Regions from separate parts of the Homo sapiens genome. Here region 2 is linked to region 1. A link is a contact called in ENCODE Hi-C or POLR2A ChIA-PET data. All regions are on one chromosome and are shown on one strand. Each heading gives the region's core, a stretch centred on a gene start or an enhancer-like site at or near the end of the contact. The rest is flanking DNA. Distances are from core to core; before and after follow the strand shown.

Region 1 (2,760 bases), core at 21-2,520:
ATTCCTACCAACCATGTATCTTGCTAACATCTGTTGGTTCTGACTTCTTAAAAGTAGCCATTTTGACTGGTGTAAGTTGATACTCAGTGTGGTTTTAAGTTGAATTTCTCTGATGATTAATGATGTTGAGCATTTTTTAATGTGTTTGTTGGCCACTTATATTTCTTGTTTTGAGAAATGTCTGTTGATGGTCTTTACTCAGTTTTCCATAAAGTTGTCTGTGTTTTTTGTTTTTTTTTTTTCATGTTGAATTCTTTGACTTCCTTGCAGATTCTGGACATTAGTCTTTTGTTGGAGGCATAATTTGCAAATATTTTCTTCCATTGTGTAGGTTGTCTGTTCATTCTGTTGATTGTTTCTTTTGCTGTGCAGTAGCTTTTAATTTTAATCATGTCTCATTTGTCTATTCGGGGGTTTGTTGCATTTTTAAGGGTCTTTACCATAAGTTCTTTGCCTGGACTAATGTCCAGAAGGGTTTTTCCTAAATTTTGCTTTAGGAATTACATAGTTTCAGGTCTCACATTGAGGTCTTTAATTCATCTTGAGTTGATTTTTGTACATGGTGGGAGATAAAGGTCCAGTTTTATTCTTTTGCATATGGCTACCCAGTTTTTCCAGCATCCTTTATTGAATAGGGTGTCCTTTCCCCATTGTTTACTTTGTTGACTTTAGCAAAGCTCAGTATGTTGTAGGCATGTATCTTTATTTCTAGTTTCTCTATTCTGTTCCCTTGATGTCTGTGTATATTTTTGTACTAGTAAATGCTGTCTTAGTTACTATGGCCTTATAGTATAACTTGAAATCAGGCAATGTGATGCCTCCTGTTTTGTTCTTTTTGCATAGAAGTGTTTTAGCTGTTCAGGCTGGTTTTTGGTTCCAAATGAATTTAAAAATTGCTTTTTCTCTAATTCTGTTAAAGAAATGACATTTGTAATTTAATAGGAATTGTGTTGAATCTGTAGTATGCTTTGGGCAATATGGTCATTTTAACAATATTGATTCTTCCCATTTGTGAGCAAGGAATATTTTTCTATTTGGTTGTGTTGCCTACAGTTCCTTTCATCAGCCTTTTGTCACTCTCTGTGTAGAGGTCTTTCACCTCCTTGGTTAAATATACTCCTCAGTGTGTGTTTGTGTTTGTGTGTCCTTAATTTGATTCTCAGCTTGAACGGTACTGATGTATAGAAAAGCTACTGATTTTTGTAGCTTGATTTTTTTATCCAGAGACTTTACTGAAGTCACTTACCAAGTCTACGAGTCTTCTGGAAGAATCTTCAGGGTTTTCTGGGTATATGATCGTGTCATCAGCACACACAGATAATTTCACTTTCTCTTTTCCAATGTGGATGCACTTTCTTTCTTTCTGTTGCCTGATTGCTCTGGCTAGGACTTCCAGTACTGTGTTGAATAGGAGTGGTGAGAGTGGACATCCTTATCCTGTTCCATTTCTTGGGGAAATGCTTTCACTTCTCCCCATTCAATTTTAAGGTTGGCTGTGCGTTTGTCTTATAAGGCTCTTATTTTGGGGTATGTTTCTTTCATGCCTAGTCTGTTGAGGGATTTTATCATGAAGGGATATTGGACTTTCTCGAACGCTTTATCTGCATCTATTGAGATGACCATATGCTTTTTGTTCTTAGTTTATGTCATGAGTCACTTTTATTGACTTGCATATATTGAACCATCCTTTCATCCCTGGAATCAAGCCAACTTGATCATGATGAATTATGTTTTTGATACACTGTTAGATTCCGTTTAATAGCATTTTCTTGAGGATTTTTGCACCTGTGTTCCTCAGGTTTCTTGGCCTGTAGCTTTATTTTTCTGTTGGATCCCTGTCTGATTTTGCTATCAGGGTGATATTGGTTTCATAGAATGAGCTAGGAAAGAATCCCATCGCCTTGATTTTTTGGAATACTTTCATTATGATTGGCACCAGCTCTTCGTTGTGTATATGGCAAATTTCGACTGTGAATCCATCTGTTCTTGGGCTTTTTTGCCGGAAGATTTTTAGTACTGATTCTTTTTGGTTACTTGTTATTGGTCTGTTTAGGGTTTCTATTTTTTGCCTGTGCGATCTTAGGAAGTTGTATGTGTCTAGGAATTCATCCATTTCTCTAGGTTTTCTAGTTTACGTGCATAAAGGTGTTCATAGTAGTCTCTGATGGTCATTTGTATTTCTGTGGCGTTGGTTGTAATGTCAACTTTATCATTTCTGATTGTGCTTATTTAAATCTTCTCCTTTTTTTGGTTAGTGTAGTCAGCCATCTCTCAATTTTATTTATACTTTCAAAAAACCAACGTTTTCTTTCACTGATTCTTTGTAATGTTTTTGTCTCAATCTCATTCTTTATCTGTCCTTTCAGAGTTTCCATTGTTTTCAGCATCCATCACTAGCAAGCCAGTGCGATCCTTTGGTGGTGCCACAATATTCAGATTTTTCACAGCGTCAGAATCCTTACACTGATTCCTTCTCTTCTGGAGAGGCCTCCACTTACTCTCTTCGAATTTATTTTCATTTGGATGGGATTTGTTTTGCACATTTTCCCCCGGCCCCGCAGGGAGGGTGACTGTAGAGCATGTTGGGAAGGGTCTTTTGGCTTTTCCCATGGCTTTGGGAGCTTCTGCAGCAGGGTTTGTGTTGGGCTGTGCAGCTCAAATTGCAGGCCAGGAGCTGGTGCTTAAGGGTAAGAGCCACCCTCGGCACAAGCAGGTGGATATGGACCTGGTGTGTTTCCTGTGAGGTGCTGACTGTTGTTT
Region 2 (2,752 bases), core at 15-2,514, 40 kb after region 1:
GGCGGGTGCCTGTAATCCCAGCTACACAGGAGGCTAAAGCAGGAGAGTCTCCTGAACCCAGGAGGCGGAGGTTGCAGTGAGCTGAGATCACACCACAGCACTCTAGCCTGGGCGACAGAGTGAGACTGCATCTCAGAAAAGAAAAAATATATATATATATTTTGGAGCTACATCGTGCTAGCGCTGCAGAGAATGAGTTTTGTTTTGCGACACAGTTTTTAGATGTCTACCGGGCTCTGGTGGAGATGGAATGTTTGGCCTCAAGTGGGCAGGTCCCATGGGACATGAGTAGCCGACCATGACCTGGCTGCGTACTGGCCCACCAAGCATTCGACTGGCGTGCCCAGCCACTCTCCGTCATCGCAGAGAAGTGCTCTATGTGAGATTTGGTTAAAGGAGTCCCTGAAGGCCTGTGGGAGGCAGAATAGTGACCTCCCAGAGATGTCCACCTCCTGAGGCCCAGACCCTGTGAGTTGGGGAAGCTTATGTGGCAAAAGGGACTTTGCAGATGTGATTAAGTCAAGGATCTTGGGTTGGGGAGATTACCCAGGTGGGCCTGATGTAATCACAAGGGGCTGAGTAAGTGAAAGAGGAAGACAGGAGGGTCAGAGTGAGAGAAGGAGGTGAGTGCATGGAAGCAGGGGGCAGATAACGGGACTGGTGGCTTTGAGGTTGGAGGGAATGGAGAGGCAGGAATGCGGGAGCCTGCAGAGGCTTGAACAGGCGAGGGAACAGATTCTCCTTGGAGCCTCCAGGAGGACACGGCTCTGATAGCAGCTTCATTTTAGCCCAGGGAGACCCATTTTGGACTTGTGACCTCCGGGACGGTAAGTCAATAAACCTACATTATGTGAAGCCACTAAGCTTGTGGTGATTTGTTATGGCAGCAAAAGGAAGCTTTATGGTTCATCTGTACCCTGAAAATGCAGGTTTTTGGTTTTTTTTTTTTTTCACTTGTTCAATGATGTACCCCCAGTGTCAGGCGCTTTGCAAACACACGATACATACGGGTTGATGTTTGGTCAAGAGAGGAATTAAGACCAGGCAGACAGCAGGCTGGGATCAGAGAGACCCCATTTCTGTCTGAAATGTCTGCAGAGAACCTGGTGCCTGCCTCAGCCCTAGCTCTGGGGAAATGAAAGCCAGGCTGGGGTTCAAATGAGGGCAGTTTCCCTTCCTGTGGGCTGCTGATGGAACAACCCCATGACGAGAAGGACCCAGCCTCCAAGCGGCCACACCCTGTGTGTCTCTTTGTCCTGCCGGCACTGAGGACTCATCCATCTGCACAGCTGGGGCCCCTGGGAGGAGACGCCATGATCCCCACCTTCACGGCTCTGCTCTGCCTCGGTGAGATTTAAAGAGGGGGAGGGGAGACCCGAGTCTTGGAGGAAATTTGCCTCACAGCCAGGCCCTGGTTCTTTAGGAGACTCAAAAATCTCAGGGTAGCCGGGCGCGGTGGCTCACGCCTGTAATCCCAGCACTTTGGGAGGCCGAGGCGGGCGGATCACGAGGTCAGGAGATCGAGACCATCCTGGCTAACACGGTGAAACCCTGTCTCTACTAAAAATACAAAAAATTAGCCGGGGGTGGTTGCAGGCGCCTGTGGTCCCAGCCACTCGGGAGGCTGAGGCAGGAGAATGGCGTGAACCCGGGAGGCGGAGCTTGCAGTGAGCCAAGATCGCACCACCGCACTCCAGCCTGGGTGACAGCGAGACTCCGTCTCAAAAAAAAAAAAAAAAAAAAATCTCAGGGTAAAGAGAGGACCTGCTCAGGCTTCCGGGGCAAATCCCTCACAGGGAACTCTCTTCCAGGGCTGAGTCTGGGCCCCAGGACCCACATGCAGGCAGGTGAGTCTGTCCCCAGCTGTCCCAGGTCCCTCCTCCTCACTGGGACAAGGGGCCACCCATGGGCAGCTGGGGGAGGAGACAGCAGTTCTGGGTGACTGATGAGGATGACGGGGGGGTCCTGGGGCTGAGAGCTGGGATCTGAGGGCTGAGGAAGGTCTTGGGATCCAGCCTCTGATTTTCTTCCAGGGCCCCTCCCCAAACCCACCCTCTGGGCTGAGCCAGGCTCTGTGATCAGCTGGGGGAACTCTGTGACCATCTGGTGTCAGGGGACCCTGGAGGCTCGGGAGTACCGTCTGGATAAAGAGGAAAGCCCAGCACCCTGGGACAGACAGAACCCACTGGAGCCCAAGAACAAGGCCAGATTCTCCATCCCATCCATGACAGAGGACTATGCAGGGAGATACCGCTGTTACTATCGCAGCCCTGTAGGCTGGTCACAGCCCAGTGACCCCCTGGAGCTGGTGATGACAGGTGAGAGGACACTCAGGGGTCCCAGCCCCAGGCTCTGCCCTCAGGAAGGGGGTCAGCTCTCAGGGGCATCTCCCTCTCACAGCCCAGCCCTGGGGATGATGTGGGAGGTGGGAGCCCCATTTAACACGGTGCCTCCTTCTCTCCTAGGAGCCTACAGTAAACCCACCCTTTCAGCCCTGCCGAGTCCTCTTGTGACCTCAGGAAAGAGCGTGACCCTGCTGTGTCAGTCACGGAGCCCAATGGACACTTTTCTTCTGATCAAGGAGCGGGCAGCCCATCCCCTACTGCATCTGAGATCAGAGCACGGAGCTCAGCAGCACCAGGCTGAATTCCCCATGAGTCCTGTGACCTCAGTGCACGGGGGGACCTACAGGTGCTTCAGCTCACACGGCTTCTCCCACTACCTGCTGTCACACCCCAGTGACCCCCTGGAG

The links. A loop is a pair of places that touch in the nucleus more often than their neighbours do. ChIA-PET counts read pairs that join two places held with the same protein, here RNA polymerase II (POLR2A). Pooled maps may share reads with other maps.
Region 2: a pooled map shows a loop between it and region 1 (2.0-fold over the local background). The contact joins the promoter of LILRB4 here to the enhancer-like site in region 1. A Hi-C loop is called at or near these places in 1 of 168 maps with a recorded cell type or tissue (B cell), 15 of 37 single-sample maps with no recorded cell type and 5 of 50 pooled maps. POLR2A ChIA-PET finds 5 or more read pairs at or near these places in 4 of 52 experiments (CD8-positive, alpha-beta memory T cell, GM12878, OCI-LY7 and 1 more).

What each region holds. Positions count from the first base shown.
Region 1 is chr19:54,621,306-54,624,065 of GRCh38, forward strand. It overlaps a transcript of LILRB1 not described here. Among named protein-coding and RNA genes, the nearest start is that of LILRB1, 7.8 kb to the right of the region's middle. Within about 2 kb of position 1,271, at least 3 of the 41 ENCODE cell types and tissues checked have a DNase peak (open chromatin) inside an H3K27ac peak, as active enhancers do; they include B cell and GM12878, where a contact is called at or near this core.
Region 2 is chr19:54,661,721-54,664,472 of GRCh38, forward strand. It overlaps LILRB4 (leukocyte immunoglobulin like receptor B4), which reads left to right and starts at 1,265. Exons shown (of 12, transcript NM_001278426.4): 1 at 1,265-1,347; 2 at 1,812-1,847; 3 at 2,034-2,318; 4 at 2,466-2,752. The coding sequence starts at 1,314.